Linked DNA regions of Homo sapiens: region 1 is linked to region 2. Evidence: chromatin loops called from intact Hi-C (ENCODE). Cell type or tissue: gastrocnemius medialis. All regions are shown on one strand. Each heading gives the region's core, and the rest is flanking DNA. Links, peaks and the distances in the headings are about the cores only.

Evidence for each region. Hi-C counts contacts between places; a loop is a spot of excess contacts. Peaks named below come from ENCODE experiments on the same cell type or tissue, not always from the same donor. Only the 100,000 strongest peaks of a DNase experiment are listed, where the experiment ranks them.
Region 1: a loop joins it to region 2, with 5 times the contacts of the local background. A loop is called at or near these places in 5 of 110 quality-filtered maps.

Annotation. Positions count from the first base shown.
Region 1 is chr16:17,263,390-17,271,389 of GRCh38, forward strand. All of the region lies in intron 2 of XYLT1 (xylosyltransferase 1), which reads right to left. Among named protein-coding and RNA genes, the nearest start is that of XYLT1, 200 kb to the right of the region's middle. RefSeq lists an enhancer at 2,929-3,800. In gastrocnemius medialis, for the core only: no CTCF peak of the experiment used is centred there; DNase peaks (open chromatin) are centred at 3,382 and 7,472.
Region 2 is chr16:17,575,967-17,584,722 of GRCh38, forward strand. No RefSeq gene overlaps it. Among named protein-coding and RNA genes, the nearest start is that of XYLT1, 110 kb to the left of the region's middle. RefSeq lists an enhancer at 2,895-3,396. In gastrocnemius medialis, for the core only: a CTCF peak has its summit at 3,498 (motif pointing left); a DNase peak (open chromatin) is centred at 3,495.

The DNA.
Region 1 (8,000 bases), core at 1-8,000, 310 kb before region 2:
TTAATACCCGCTCTCTACTCAAGACAGGCCACCACAATGGCGATGATTAGCTTGTGGTGGCCCTGTGAACTTCTGCCTGGCCCCAGATGCTACTCAGCTGCCATGGGAACCCAAAAGATTTGAGTATAAGAGGGAAGGAAAATATTTTGTCTTCTGGAACAAAAGGGCTCACAGATACTAGATCGCTTCCAGAAAAGTCAGAGAGAGGCGCAGTCAGCGAGAATTGGAGGCCTGAGAATTTCTGTCCCTCAGAGTCACTGTCATTTTCTATAGTGACTGCGGCGTTCTCTCTGGCTTCCCCCCTTCAATTCATTTTTTTCTTTTCTTTTCTTTTTTGAGATGGAGTTTCACTCTTGTCACCTAGGCTGGAGTGCAACGGCGCCATCTTGGCTCACTGTAACCTCCGCCTCCCAGGTTCAAGTGATTCTCCTGCCTCAGCCTCCTGAGTAGCTGGGATTACAGGTGTGTGCTACCACGCCCGGCTAATTTTTGTATTTTTAGTAGAGACGGGTTTTCACCATGTTGGCCAGGCTGGTCTCGAACTCCTGACCTCAGGTGATCCACCCACATCAACCTCCAAAAGTGCTGGGACTACTATGATAATAACACTTAACATGAGATCTACCCTCTGAACCAATTTTTAAGTGTGTATTATTGTTGACTATGCAGCTATAGTCAACACTATAGTACTATATGCAACATACAGCAAATTGTTGTATATTGTTGCATGTACTACTATATTGTTGGCTATAGTACTGCACAGCAGGTCTCTATGGCTTCTTCATTGTGCATGCATGATTGAGATGTTATGCCTGTCCATCAGCAACTCCCCATGCTCCTCCCCAATCCCCCAACTCCTGGCAACTACTACTTCACTCTCTGGTTCTAGGATTCGGACTATTTTCGATAGCTGATAGAAGCAGAATAAACACGTGTACTATCTGTCCTTCTGTGACTGGTTTCTTTCAGTTAGCATAATGTCCTCAGAGTTCATCCATGTTGCTGTATGTTGCAGGATTTTCTTCTTTTTGAAGCTAACATCCATTGTGTGTATATGCCACATTTTCTTTATCCAGCCATCCAAGGATGGACATGACATATCACTTCATGTTCCCCCTAACTCTTCATCTGACTGCCAAGGGGCAAACAGATTTTGGCTTTTCTGTCCTTTCTGTGGAGACTCAAGATCCAGAAAGCCAAACCCAGGATCCCTTCCCTTCACAAAACCAATCTTGGGAGGTCTCCAGGCAGACCCATAAAAAATAACCATCATATGCCCAGCACCCAAGTGGCCCATGCTCTGTGTCCTTTGAATCTTCTTGAAAACTCACCAAAACAGACAGTATTAGTACTCCTTAAGAGGAGGAAACTAACATAGAGAGAGGTTAAATAACTTGACCGAGGCTACACTGCTAGTAATGAAGTGATTCAAACTCTCTGTGTCTCAGTTTCCTCATTTAAAACATTGGGATGATAACACCTTGGTATCCATGGGGATGATAATAATATCCATCTCAGGCCGGGCACAGTGGCTCACACCTGTAATCCCAGCACTTTGGGAGGCTGAGGCGGTCGGATCATGAAGTCCGGAGATCGAGACCATCCTGGCTAACACTGTGAAACCCCGTCTCTACTAAAAATACAAAAAATTAGCTGGGCGTGGTGGCACGCACCTGTAGTCCCAGCTACTCAGGAGGCTGAGGCAGGAGAATCGCTTGAACCCAGGAGATGGAGGTTGCAGTGAGCCAAGATCGTGCCCTGCACTGCAGCCTGGGTGACAGAGTGAGACTCTGTCTCAAAACAAACAAACAACACCTCACCTCTTGGGTAATTCAGTGAGGAAGAGTGTATGTAAAACTACTAGAATATGCCCACCACACAAAGCTGGAAGAAGAATGAGCAGTAAACCAGACTGGGGAACTCTACCAATTAACACTCTCTCTCCCCTGACAGTCTCTGCCTAGAGGACAGATGGGTTATTATTTCGCAATTGTGATCAACTGGCATCATCTTCTCTACTCTTCATCAATCCAACTCTCTCACCTTGAGTTATTTATGCTAATGCAACCCTTTGACTTACTTTATTTTAATGTACTTATTACAATGATTGCACATTCAAATGTTTGTGTGCAAGCTCCAAAACTCTAATTGCTCTGCTGTTGCCTTACCTCTAAGCTGCTGCTAGAATCCATTTTTATTCTGGAGAAATAATTAAATGCAATAATGTCCTCCATTCCCATTCAACCTTGGGCATGTTTAGAGTCAATTTCAATCAGGTAGAAATATGCTAAACATAATATGGCTCCGAGAAGCAGGTTACCTGACCCACGCTGCTGCTGCAAAGACACGTGGGTCTGTTTCCATTTTTCCCAGGTTCTCTTGGTTCAGGATGAATCAATACTTAGTCTACTGAATCCTGGCCCCTTGCTCCCATTTCTGAGGGGTGGGGGTGGGTTGCCGTGATTTTTAAACTATCCACCTTTGCTCTTATTGTTTATGTAGGAGAAGACCTGGGTACTAGTATTGCATTAGCTGATGTCCAATTTTCTTATCTGTAAAATGATGTGTCCCGAATGTGTGTTACTAACCATTCTGAGTTAGTTATTAATCAATATATTCAATGAACAAAATTCTGCCACTTCAGCTCATTAAAACAATTCGATGGACCTTAAGAGACCAGGAACTGAGGACAAAATGGAAGCTTCAAAGCGCATCCCGTCTGCAGCCCTATCCCTCTATTATCGTCTATAGCAGCACACTGAGATTCAGAGGTCTGGACTCAGGAAGAAGTGAGTTTGATTCCTCCCTTCTCCATTTGCTGGGGTTCTTCAAGCTGGGACAGAACATTTCGCCTCTCTTTGCCTCAGTTTCCTCATCCATCCCAGAGAGCCGAAGATGGCACCTACTTCCCAGGGACTGAATCGATCAAGCATAGAAGATAGTGCCTGACACGTCCAAAGTGCTTAAGAAACACGTATGTCTTAGGTTCCGTTCCAAGCCTGTTGCATGTACTAACTCATTTAATCTCCATGATGAGCTGATAAAGAAGACGCTATATTTTCTACCCATTTTTCAGATTGGAACATTAAGGTTCAGGGAGGTTAAATGACTAAGTCCACACACCTAGGAAACAGAGGAGCCAGGATTTGAACCCAGGCTGTCTAGGTCTGGAGGTCATGCCTTTCAATACCCCACTGCCTCTCCGCAGCTATTAGGAATAGGGACAGGGCCAAAGGGAAACCCCAGCCAGGTGCACTGCTCACACATGAGGGCGCCTGGCCCACCCGCTCATCGTGATCAGTTTACGGCTTCCTTTTGTGCCATGTGCACGCACAGCCGGCTGGGTAGTTATTTGGTGTTGAACTCAGTGTCCGAGGCTTCGTTCCAATCACCAAGGCTACCAAGGCCACTGGGAGGGACAAACAGGGAGAGGCCTGCACCTGCTTCCAAAAGGACCTCCGTGCCAGGGTAGGCGAACGGTGGAAGCACAGTGTGTGTGGCTGTACCAATTAGAACATGCAATTACCCAGGCTGCCAATGCAAATAGACCTAACAGAGGCCCCTCGTCCAGCTCATCTGCATGCACAAAAGGTGGCTGGCCAGCACTTAGAAACCCGTGGACCACGCTGGACGCAGGCAGGCCCTGCTTTAACAGAACCCTAAGTAAAAAGCCCTTTGCAATGTAGCATCATGTTAATGGGATGCAAAACAGCACAGGGTGAGGCAGGAAGGAGTGAGACTGATAGGGCTGGGTTGGAATCCAGTCTCTGCTCCTTAACTCTGAGACGGAGGGCAAGAGGTTTAACCTCTCAGAGCCTCATTTTTCTCATCTACAAAAGAAGGGGGTAAGAAGACCTACTTTGCAAATGTAAGGTGGGGATTAACTAATATGTCATGCACATATAATTCTATTTAACAAAACAACATTGGGTGAGAGGCTTGATACATGTTAAGCACTCAAGTGGCAGCAGGATGATATTTTAAGCTAGCGCCTTGTCACTTGATGAGCAAGTCTGAGTCTTTTGTTTGTTTGTTTGAGACGGAGTCTCGCTCTGTCGCCCAGGCTGGAGTGCAGTGGTGCGATCACGCTCATCGCAAGCTCCGCCTCCCGGGTTCACGCCATTCTCCTGCCTCAGCCTCCCGAGTAGCTGGGACTACAGGCGCCCGCCACCAAGCCCGGCTAATATTTTTTGTATTTTTTAGTAGAGACGGGGTTTCACCATGTTAGCCAGGATGGTCTCAATCTCCTGACCTCATGATCCGCCCGCCTCAGCCTCCCAAAGTGCTGGGATTACAGGCGTGAGCCACCACGCCCGGCCAAGACTGAGACTTTTTGGAAAGGCAGAGTGTTGAGGCACAGTGGGTTGAAATCTGGACCCTGGCCTTTGCTCACTGTGTGGCCCAGGGCACAGTGCCTAACTTTGTCTGCCTCAGTTTCCTTCTCTGTAAAATGGGGACAATAATGAGTACCCAATCTAATGAGGCTGTTATGAGAATTAAGAGTCAATGAATTTAAAACACTTAATACCTAGAACTTAATAAATATTAGGTATAATTTATTAAAATAGAATTAATGATTGCAATGGTGACTTAAAGTGGTTCTTAAAGTGTGGTCTGGGAACTGTTGGGGGTCCCTGAGGCCTTCTCAGGGGATCTTTAATGACAAACTATTTTCACGATAATATAAAGACATTATTTTCCTTTCTCGCTTACTCTCTCATGAGTGTACAGTGGAGTTTTCCAGAAACTCCACTGCACGTCATACTGCATCAGAAATCAGAAGCAAATGTGAGAATCTAGCTATCTTCTATTAAGCCAGGTGTTACAGAGATTTGCAAAAAATGTAAAACAGTGCCTCCCTTCTTCCTAAATTTGTTTTCGTTGGGGAAAAATATGCATACTTTTCATAAATATATTTTATATACACAAGTAATAGGTTATTATGACTGTTTTTAAGTGAATTAATAAACATTTTAAGAATGCCTTAGTTTAAATATTACTATATAGGAAGTAATTGATAGCACCTACCTAAGCCAAAGCTCTTTGGTGTTCCTCAATAATGTTTGAGACTATACAGCAATCCTGAGACCAAGTTTGAGAACTACTGACATAATACATAAGTACAATCAGAAATATTTACTGATTATTAAAATTAAAAGTTTAGGATTCTTTTATGTAGGCTGTTTTGCTACATGCCAAGCCTTTTGATTTGTATTTTACTTCCATACACAATACACACACACAGAACAGATAGAAATCGAAGTTGAGTGATAAATACTTTTTTTTTTTTTTTTTTTCTGAGACGGAGTTTCGCTCTTTGTTGCCCAGGCTGGAGTACAGTGGTGCAATCTCGGCTCACCGCAACCTCCGCTTCCCGGGTTCAAGCGATTCTCTTGTCTCAGCTTCCCAAGTAGCACGGATTACAGGTGCCCGCCACCATGCCCGACTAATTTTTGTATTTTTAGTATAGACAGGGTTTCACCATGTTGGCCAGGCTGGTCTCAAACTCCTGACTTCAGGTGATCTGCCTGCCTTGGCCTCCCAAAGTGCTGGAATTACAGGCGTGAGCCACTGCGCCCAGCCGATAAATACTTTCCTATAGAGAGAGGAACCCAGGCCCCTCAAGTCCTGAATCATCCTCAGGGAGGAAGAATGACCTGCTGTCAAGAGTTAGTCCTTGATCAAACTCTAGTCAGCCTCCTCTGCCCCCTTTTTCTACTGGGCCTCTCAGCTTTACCTATAAAGACTTGAATGAAATGCTAACGTTGTTTTTCTTTTTCTTTCTTTCTTTCTTTTTTATTTATTTATTTTTTGAGACAGGGTCTCATTTTGTTCCCCAGGCTGGAGTACAGTGGTATGATCACGACTCACTGCAGCCTCAACCTCCTGACCTCAAGCGATCCTCCTGCCTCAGCCTCCTGAGTAGCTGGGACTACACAGGCTTTCACCACTATACCCAGCTTTTTAAATTTTTTGTAGAGACAGGACCTTGCTATGTTGCCTAGGCTGGTCTCAAACTCCTAGGCTCAGGCAATCCTTGGCTTCCTAAAGTGCTGAGATTACAAGCGTGAGCTACCACGCCTGGCCTGAAACACTAACATAGTTTCTCACAGCTCAAGGCAACATCCCTGGGATGACCCCAGCTCCTGCTTAAAGTGACTGCTTTAGAAAACTCAAGGCTGCCAAAATAATTTACTGTTTGTTCCAGCTAACACCTCTAGACAGGGCATCATCTCCCAGCCTCTGTAAGAGAGCAGGAGCCACACTTCATAAACAGCAGTTAGCAAACCCATTTGAGTCACACATAGACCAACCCTCCCTTCCTGCTTTTGGTAATTCTTCACTTCCCTGAGTCCACTGAGCTCATCTCCCTTCCCTCCCTCCCACCTCTCTCCTTCTCCCTTTATTATTATTATTATTATTATTATTATCATTATTTTGAGATGGAGTCTCCCTCTGTTGCCTAGGCTGGAGTGCAATGGCATGATCTCTGCTCAGTGCAACCTCCGCCTCCCGGGTTCAAGCAATTCTCCTGCCTCAGCCTCCTGAGTAGCTGGAATTACAGGCGTGTGCCACAATGCCCAGCTAATTTTTTTTGTATTTTTAGTAGAGATGGGATTTCACCATGTTGGTCAGGCTGGTCTCGAACTCCTGACCTCGTGATCCACCTGCCTTGGCCTCCCAAAGTGCTGGGATTACAGGCGTGGGCCACCGCACTCTGCTTCCTTCTCTCTTTAAAACACCCAGTCACCTCTGAACAAATCCAAGTTGAGTTCAGTTCCATGCTGGATGCTTTTCCTATTGCAACAGGCATTACTGATTAAATGTGCCCTTACCCCTTTCATAGGGTCTGGCTTTGTTTATGTTTGACGCAGCCCAAGGCCACCTAGCCTGGACCTCAAGCCTACAAGGCTAAGTCCTTGGGGTAAAAACCAAAGAGCCCAGCAAAGCGTGCTCAGAGCCCAGCCCCTGACTTAACCCACTCCCCTCTTCCCAACCCCACCAGGGGGACATGACAGTGACAGTCACAGCGCTCAGAGCACCCAAGGGACTGCAGGCAGGTGGCAGGGAAAGATCTGAACTGGCATCTCCTGGCTCTTTCCCTATCAGCATAAGAGACAGCTGTGTGGTACAGAGATACACAGCAGAGGGCGAAATAATGGCAGAGGAGAAAAAGACGAAAAGGAAGGAAATGCAAGAGAAAATGGAACGAGAAGAAGAAACAAACATCAGCTATTGTTTACTATGTGCTGATTACCTACCAGGCACGGAGCTAAGCCCGTGGCTTGGCATCGCTATTCATTCCTCAAAATTATCTCAAAAAGTAGGTCAGGGGTCAGCAAAACACCCTACCACCTGCTTTTGTCAATAAAGTTCTTCCAGGACACAGCCATGCCCATTCGTGCACACACTGAAGGTGGTGCTTTTGTGCTAGGACGGCAGAGTTGTGTAGCTATGACAGAGACTACATGCCCAGAAAAGCCAACATCTGGCTCTCCGCAGAAAAAATGAATGCCCCTTCAAATGGGGCCAGTGAGGCTGAGCCAGGCTTGCCCAAGGTCACTCGGTGGGTAAGAGGCAGGGTCAGAAGTGACGCACAGGAGTCAGACTCCAGAGACAACATGAGGTTGCAAAGTCAGACCCAAGGACAGAGGGAGAGAGAGCAGAGCCTTCCAGAAATGACAACAACCATGTCTGTTTTGGAACAAAATGCCTCACACACAGAAGAGCTTTTCTATGGAGAGAGGCCTCCTAACTGTTTTTTGTTTGTTTGTTTGTTTGTTTGTTTTTAAGTGTCCCGAAGGCTGGCCTCTTCTTCGTTACTATTTGAACACAGTTTGCCTCTAATTAATTGCAGCATTCCATTGCGTTATTCCACAGTTATGGCCACAATACCCAAAGATCCAGAGAGAAAGGGGGTGTGGTAGAGACACAGAGAGAGAGACACACAGAGAAAGACACAGAGAGAGAGAGACACAGAGAGACAAAGAGAGAGACAC
Region 2 (8,756 bases), core at 361-8,360:
TTGATGGCATTTGTTCAACATCACGCAAAGCATAATCCTGGAGTCCAGTAGAAGAAGTAGTATCTAGCCTGTCATTTAACCCACAATGCATAATTGGTATATCCACCATATAAACACATTAACACATACCCAAATATAACACACAGATATGCAAAAGCAAACACATACAATGTAAGAAATAAACATGTAAACACACACACAACTGTAGACACATATGAGTCAAACACCTGTAAACAAAATTTCTTGATCTAAATTCAGTGAAGCTTTCCATGTTGTTTAGACTGTCCTGGAAGATAACACTGAAAGGCACCAACAGCTTCTGCTTAAGGGATGAGATGTGGATTCTTTACCCTAATAGGTAGTTCTTTTCCTTTTTCTTTCCTTAGAATTGGCTGTTTTGACCAATCAAACTCTTGGCTTGGTTTTGTGTTGAAATGATCATAGCTCAACCTTAGACCAGGCTGTTCTGATATGCCCTTACTTTATCAAATTGTTAGCTAAGGATTATTATAGAGATTCTTTTAAGGAGAAGTGTTTGCATTGGGCATGTGCTGCGGGTATGCTGGGAAATAAGTATATTCTGGGCTCTGCTTTGAGAAGCAAAAGGTGATCATAGGTGGGGAAAAATCAAAGGAGGAACATTCTATAATCCTTTTTATTTTTTTGATCCTTGAACTCCTTGAAACTGGGATAAATGTTCTAAGGGCAGTTCCCCTGATAGTACAAAATTACCATAACTGATCTCACAAAGGAAGATAAATAAGAAAACACATTTGTTTCAAGGGAGCCAGGGAGAAGGTATCTTTTTACCTTCTTTCTCTCTCTAGCCTGTTGTATTCTCCCCCTGTTCTAGCTGTTTCTTGCTGGAAACAATCTCAAAAAGGCTTTCTCTATCCAGTATGGAATGATTTATCTTAGTCTTGGAATTCTGGGATAAAATGTGCATATATGCATACATGTGTACACACACACATACGCACATACACACATGGGACCTAAAGTTTCAGGAAAGGTTTTTATTTTATTTTTTAAATGAAAAGCAATGTGACACTACTTTCAAACTGGTTTATAAGAGGCACATCAATCCAGTTGTGAACTGAGAACTTTTTAAGGGAAGGAGAAATTGTTCCCGTTAAGCCCTAAAACAGTATTCTTTCCCATTGATCATCTAAACCAATTTGCTTTATATTGAATAGCTGTATTAGGAAAAAAAAGTCAGCTGTTGATACCCTCCAATGTCAGCTAGATGGATTTTTTTCCCTCAACATAAGGTGCAGTTGTAGTTTTCCTCAATCTCATAATTAAAAAAAGGTGATAAGCTATTTGTTCTGAATCAATTCACTTAGATTTTAAGGAGCATAATGGAACGTCTGTTGTTCCTGAAATAAACAGCACAATCTCGAGTACTCAGACAGCTTGCCTAAGGTGGTAGGAATACTATGTTTTTGTCCTACCAAGGTTCTTTACCCGGGGCTCCCTGACCCAGAAGACCTGTGCATAAAATTCAGGGCTGTGTGACTTGGATGGGGAAAATGTGCATATCAGTTTTAACTAATTTCCACCTCAAATGCAGCGTTTCAGTTAATTATGAATATAAGCAAAATTGACAGCAATATTAATGACTTTGCACCTATGGTAACCACAGATAGTTTATGTTAGATTACAGACTTCTTTTGTAAAATCGGATATAGTCTATTTCACATGCATTTAGAAACATCATTTTAAGAAGGGGGTCCTTGGGCTTCCTCAGACTGCAAAAGTCACCATGACCCTGTAAGTGTTAAGACCCCTTCTCCAGGAGACCTGGGTCATTAGTAAAGGTCATGATCCAGCACAGGCTGTGAAGGTGCATGGCATCCCATCACCAGGAAACTCTTTTTTTGTCGGGGGCCTTGAACCTTCTCACTCATCCAGCAAAATGCTCACTCTAATGCCCCAGGGTGGAATCTGTCATTACTGTATGTATTTAAGCTTCTTCAGATTAGCGGCAGAGGTGAAGGAGAAAGAGGAAAAAGAGATCACATACCACTCCTCCATCTCTTCACATATTTTAATTTAAATATGGAATCATACTCTATGTCAGTATTTTGTAAACTTTTCTTTTCTGTTTTTGAAACAGGGTCTTGCTCTGTTGCCCAAGCTGGAGTGCAGTGGTGCAATCATAGCTCACAGCAACCTCTCTCTCCCAGGTTCAAGGGGTCCTCTTACCTCAGCCTCCCAAGTAGCTGGGACAACAGACGTGTGCCATCACATCCAGCTAATATTTGTATGATTATGATTATGATTTCTTTATAGAGATGGGGACTCATCAGGCTGGTCTCAAACTCCTGGGCTCAAGTGATCCTCCCACCTAGGCCTCCCAAAGTGTTGGGATTAGAGGAGTGAGCCACCACGCCCAGCCTGAAATCTTTTTCTTCCTAATTTTTTAATTTTTTGAGACAGAGTCTCCCTCTGTTGCCCAGGCTGGAGTGCAGTGGTGTGATCTTGACTCACTGCAACCTCCACCTCCTGGGTTCAAGCCATTCTCCTGCCTCAGCCTCCCGAATAGCTGGGATTACAGTTACGCACCACTATGCCTGGCTAATTTTTATATTTTTACTAGAGACAGGGTTTCACCATGTTGGCCAGGATGGTCTCAAACTCCTGACTTCAAGTGATCTGCCCACCTCAGCCTCCCAAAGTGTTGGGATTATAGGTGTGAGCCACTGTGCCCAGCCTGTAATCTTTTTCTTCTTAATATTTTGATAGCACACCTTGATGGAGCTCTTTCTGTGTCCCAAGCAACATTCTAAGCGCTTGGCCTGTGTTATCTCATTTCCTTCTCACAACCACTCTTGGCAGGGGGTACTCTTCTGACCTCTCATAAATGTTGGCTAAATGAATAATAGCTGTCTCTTATTGAAGACTTACCATGTGCCAGGAGCTATTCTCAGAGTTCTGTACATGGTCTCATCTATTCTTCCCCAAAGCCCACAGCTAGGTTTTATTATTTTTACATTTTATAGATAAGGGAACTGAGGCACAGAGAGATTAAGCACCTTGCCCAAGATCACACAGCTGGTAGGTCACCAGTAGAAACCTCTGGATATCAGTGGAGACAGTCTGACTGCAGAGAGGTGTTGTTAACCAGCAGGCAGTCCCACCCTCTATGATGAACTTTTGTCATGGTGATTGTTTGAGCATGCTTTAGTTTGTAAGGTTGCCACATCATTCCTGGAATAGGAGATAGCTTTTTCTTTCGCATAGATGGATACTGAAATCACTCTATATCAGTATTTTGAAAAATTTTGGTGACTCTACCCTCACCATAGCATCATTTCTTGAGAAAAAGAAGAGAAATAAACGAAGCAGCAGCACGAGCAGTTTCTCTTCCTACTGGTCTGTAATCTGGCCACGACTTTAGGCTGTGGCTGAAATTCCTGACCTTAAATTCCAGCAGCCTCTGATTGAGGGCACCCACTCAGTCAAGCTCCCTTCTTGGAAACAGTCAAACGCCATCTAGTGACTGAATGCAGAATCGCATACTCCTTTCAGCCAGGAAGGGAGACCATGGAGGGGGAGCCAGGCTGGGTCAGGAAGAGGAAACCCTCTCTGGGCTGGTAAAGTTGAAAGCAAGGAAATCACTGAGCCCCGAGGAACTGCACCAGCATCTGGATAAAAACCCTTCAGTCTTCACTGTGAACACATCTGGTTAGTTGATGAAACTGTTTTCACAGTACATCTGGCTGGATAGATACAACCACACAGCCACCACCACAGGCTCGTATTAACTGAGCAGTTTCTTCCCAGCAAAACTAACTGCCTGGAAAAAAAACGCATGAACAAAACATATTTGTAATTTGTCAAATCTAAATAATACCAATAGCTCAGCGATTTGCTCTTTTGATCAAGACTGTTTTATGCTAGGAAGTGTGCTAAGTGTTTTACATACAGTGTCTCGTCTGCTCTTTTTTTCTTAACAGCTCTGAGAGCTAGAGATTAAATTATTCCTGTGATCAAACTGGAGCTCAGGAAAGCTAAGACATTGTCCAGGTTCCCACAGATGGTGTGTGACAGAGCTGGGAGCTGAATGCAGATCTTGCTGACTCCAAAGCTCAGACTCCAAAGCTCTGACTCCAAAGCGCACGCACCACACACACACACACACACACACACACACATTTAAAGATGCAGAATCTCATTATTTAGCTAAGCTACCCTCCGTGCAGCAAATATATCATCACAGTGAAAGTCTAGTGATAGTACTATAAAGACAAATTATATGTAGGCAGGAAAGAGAAGGCTAATATCCATTATTATCGTTACAGTGGATTTTTGGAGGATTTGACTTTTATCAAAAATATTGTTTTAAATCAACAAATACCAGGAAATTGAATCCAACAGCATATTAAAAGGATGATATGTCATAACCAAGTGGGATTTATTCTAGGAATGCAAGGGTGGTTCAACATAAGAAAATCAATCAATCTAATATGTCACATTAATAAAATAAACAAAAAATATATAATCATCTCAATTGATATAAAAAAGGGCATTTGAAGAAATACAACACCCTTTCAGGATAAAAATACTCAGAAAAGATAGAATAGAAGGGAACTTCCTCAACATGATAAAGGACATTTATTTTAAAAAACCCACAGCTGACATTGCACCTAAAGGTGAAAGACTAAAAGCTTTCCCCCTAAGATCAGGAACAAGACAAGAATGCCTCCTTTCACCAATGGTATTCAACACTGCACTGGAAATTCTATCCAGCGTAATTAAACAAGAAAAAGAAATAAAAGGCATCTAAATTGGAAAGTAAGAAGTAGAACTATCTCTGTTCACAGACGGCATGATCCTATATATAGAAAATCCCAAAGAATCTATAAAAAAGCCATTAGAGCTAATGAACAATTCAGCAAAGTTGCAAGTTACAAGATAAACATACAAAACCCAGTTATGTTTCTACACACCTGTAATGAACAATCCAAAAAGGAAATTAAGGGAGCAATCTCATTTACAACAGCATCTAAAAGAATAAAATGCCTGGCAACAAATTTATCCAAGGAAGTAAAGGACTTGTACACTGAAAACTCAAAACATTGCAGAAATAAATTAAAGAAGACTTAAATAAATGGAAGAACATCCAGTGTTCATGGATTGGAAGATGCAATATTGTTAAACTGTCAATACACTGAAAGTAATCTACAGATTGAATGCAATGCCTATTAAAATTGCAATGGCCTCTTTTTTTCTGTGGAAATGGAAAAGCTAGTCCTCAAATCCACATGGGATTACAAGAGACCCTGAGTAACTAAAACAATCTTAAAAAAAGACGAAAAAAGTTGAAGAACTCACACTTTCCTGTTTCAAAACTTACTACAAATCTGTAGTAATCAAAACAGCATGATACTGACATAAGGATAAACATATAGAAAAGTGGAATAAAAATGAGAGTCCAGATATATACATATATTTCTATTATTTATATATATCTCATATATATGTATCTCCTATATATATATCTCCTATATATATATCTCCTATATATATCTCCTATATATATATCTCCTATATATCTCTCCTATATATATCTCCTATATATATATCTCTCCTATATATATCTCCTATATATATATCTCCTATATATATATCTCCTATATATATCTCCTATATATATATCTCCTATATATATCTCCTATATATATATCTCCTATATATATATCTCCTATATGTATATCTCCTATATATATGTCTCCTATATATATATATATATATATCTCCAATTGATTTTTGGCAAGTGTGCTAAGTTTGTTCAGTCATTCAGTGGAGGAAAAAATAGTCTCAGTTGGTGAGGGAACAACTGAATTTCCACATGCACAAAAATGAATTTGGATCCCTACCTCACACCATATGAAGAATGAACTCAAAATAGATCAGTGACCTAGATTCAAAAGCTAAAATCATAAAACTCTTGGAAGAAAACAGAGGTAAATCTTTATGATTTTGGATTTGGCAATGGATTCTTAGACATGATACCAAAAGCACTAGCAAAAAAAAAGGAAAAATAAAGATAAATGTGTATATGTGTGCATGCATGTGTTTGTGGGTGTGTTTGCTTAGTCCAGAATTAGGGTAGTAGTAACAATGAGGACAATAACTTCTTAGAGCACCTTCATTCAGGAGTTGAATCACAGTTCAGTTATCAGACAATGCCAGGAAGAGCTATACATTTCTTTTGGTATATTGACATCTTAATATTATTAAGTCTTCCAGCCCATGAATACAGGATGTTTTTCCATTTATTTAGGATACTGAAACAGGAAAGAAGAACAGAGCTATTCGTGATCATACAGCTAACAAATGGAAAAATGACAATTGGAAATCAGGTTTTTAAACTCAAAGTTCATTTCTCTCTCCCAAGGAGTGCTAGGACAATTACTCATTTGTAATTTGTGACAATTCAGGCAAGGGCTGATCTCTAGTTTCCCCTGCTCTTGGGAAAATTTTCTCAAAGATGCTGTGAACACAGTGGGGAAAAGGTTGCAAAGAGAATGCTTAAACTGCTTATAACCAAATTGCTTTTAAGCAGCACTTTAGTAGAATCCATTTATATAATAAGAATGAATATGCTAACTGTGAGCCATTTTTGTGTATCCTTGAGGGATCTCTACAGGACAAGCCTCATTTGAATTATTCTCTTCCTTTAGTAAACATCCAGTACCTGGGATTTACTGATTTTTGGCACTGAGTCTGAATTGCTGAGATTTATTTTTTTTGTAAAGATGAAATTATTAAAGTAGAATGAGGATGGAACTATCATTTACTGAACACCTAGTAGGTGTTAGGATGCATCCTTACCATCCTTGAGTCCTCTAAGCTCCAGGAAAAGAAGCCTTTGTACCAGGCAAAGAAGCCTTTGTTCTCAGCTCATACCTAACATAAAGGAGGATTCACCTCTTCAGAAGATTACCCTCCACTGAAGACACACAAATTCCCCAATGTAATAATAAGAAATGGATATTGTACTGCAATCTTATGGTACTGAAGGGAGGTTTTACATCACACACCACGCAACATAAACATCTCCTTTAAAACTTCTTGTTTTTAATCCTCAAATCTTTTCTTTTTGCCAGTGGCTTCATTATTCACTCTCCTCTTACCCAAAAGAGCATCACAAAGAAATGTTTCCTATTGGCCTGAGCAATTCAATGGTGGTGCCCCTAGATTGTAAACAACCCTCAGGAGAGGAAAAAGTCCGGTTGTTAATTAAACAGATGATCAAAATTGTTTTTGTAGGGTGTGTATGCATGTGCATGTGCCTGTATGTGTGTGCTGGGTGGTTCTCATTTCATCTGGGTTCACTTTTGTTACCTTCTTTGCTCTTTAAAACAACCCCAAGAGATCATTTAGTCCCATTTTGTAGAAGAAAAGATTGCTGCACAGAATGATTTGGTACCACGTCTAAGGTTGCACAGTTTGTCAGTAGGGGAAGCCACAGTGCCATACAGACCTGATTCTAGTATTCATGATGCCAGAAACTGGTCCCAGAAATGAAAGGCTGTGGCTTTCTCGATTTTCATAGCAGTGGGTAAATTCTTCTTTCTACCACAATGGACCTTCTTCAACGGGCCCTGAGTAAGTGGTGGCCAACTATGTATTAGGGTATTCAAGAAATGTATAGTCTAAAGCAGGACTTAGCAAACTACAACTAGTGTGCCAGACCCAGCATGCCACAGGTAAATAAAGTTTCACTGGCTCACATTAGGCCCATAACTTTAGATAGTGTCTCTGGCTGCTCTTGCACTATAAGGGCAGTGTTGAGTAGCTGCAACAGTGATCCAATGGCCTCAAAGCCTACAGTGTTTTACTATCTAGACCTTAGTGAAAGAAGGATGCCAATCCTTGGTCTAGAGAGTCAACTGACAGATAAGTTGGAAATTGAAAATCAGAGCTTAAGTAGGTGGTAGGGGAGCACAGGAACCATGTAATTGCCAACAGGTAGACTTTGTTTAAAAACCACTCACAGTAATCAGCATCCTTCCATCTCCCAATTCTCCATATTGTTATTAGGACCTTGAAAATAACCAATTAATAAATCACTATATATTAATTACTTGCTGTATGCCATGCTCTGTCATATGTGCTGTGGATAGAGCTATGAGCAAAACAAAATAAAAAATGAGTGTGGAATATAGGAGGAACAGAAAGAAGGCTATTAATTGCTTAATTGATGTTACTGAGAGCCTGGAGCTCAATACCAGATGAGACTGCGAGGGAGGGAGGCAGGGGCCAGGATGTGGAAGACTGTGGGATTTTATTCCAGGTAAAACGGTAAGCCACTGAGAAATTCTAGGCAAAGTGGAGGTTGTCATTATCATATTTAATATGATCACTCTAACTGCTCTATGAAGATTGAATAATTGGAAGGTGAGGATGGGAGCATGGAGAATAAGGAGGAGGTTACTGCAGTTATTTAGGCAAGACGTGGAAGTAGCTTGACTAGCCTGATAACAGCAGAGACAGAGAGAACTGTTTAGATTTAGAATATGTTTAGGGTTAGAGCTAAGAGGACTCATGGATCATGAGGATGCATCTTAAAAAAGAAGCTCAAAGCTTGCTTCCAAAAGAACCAAGGAGAACGTCGCAAATTGTAAGATTTATTATGATTCTCACCTGCCCACACAGGCAGGGCTGAGGCAGCTTGCAGTGCCCACCCAGGTCCTCTGGTGTAGAGGCAGCCATTTTTGCTCTGGACAGACTTGTCCTGGGGC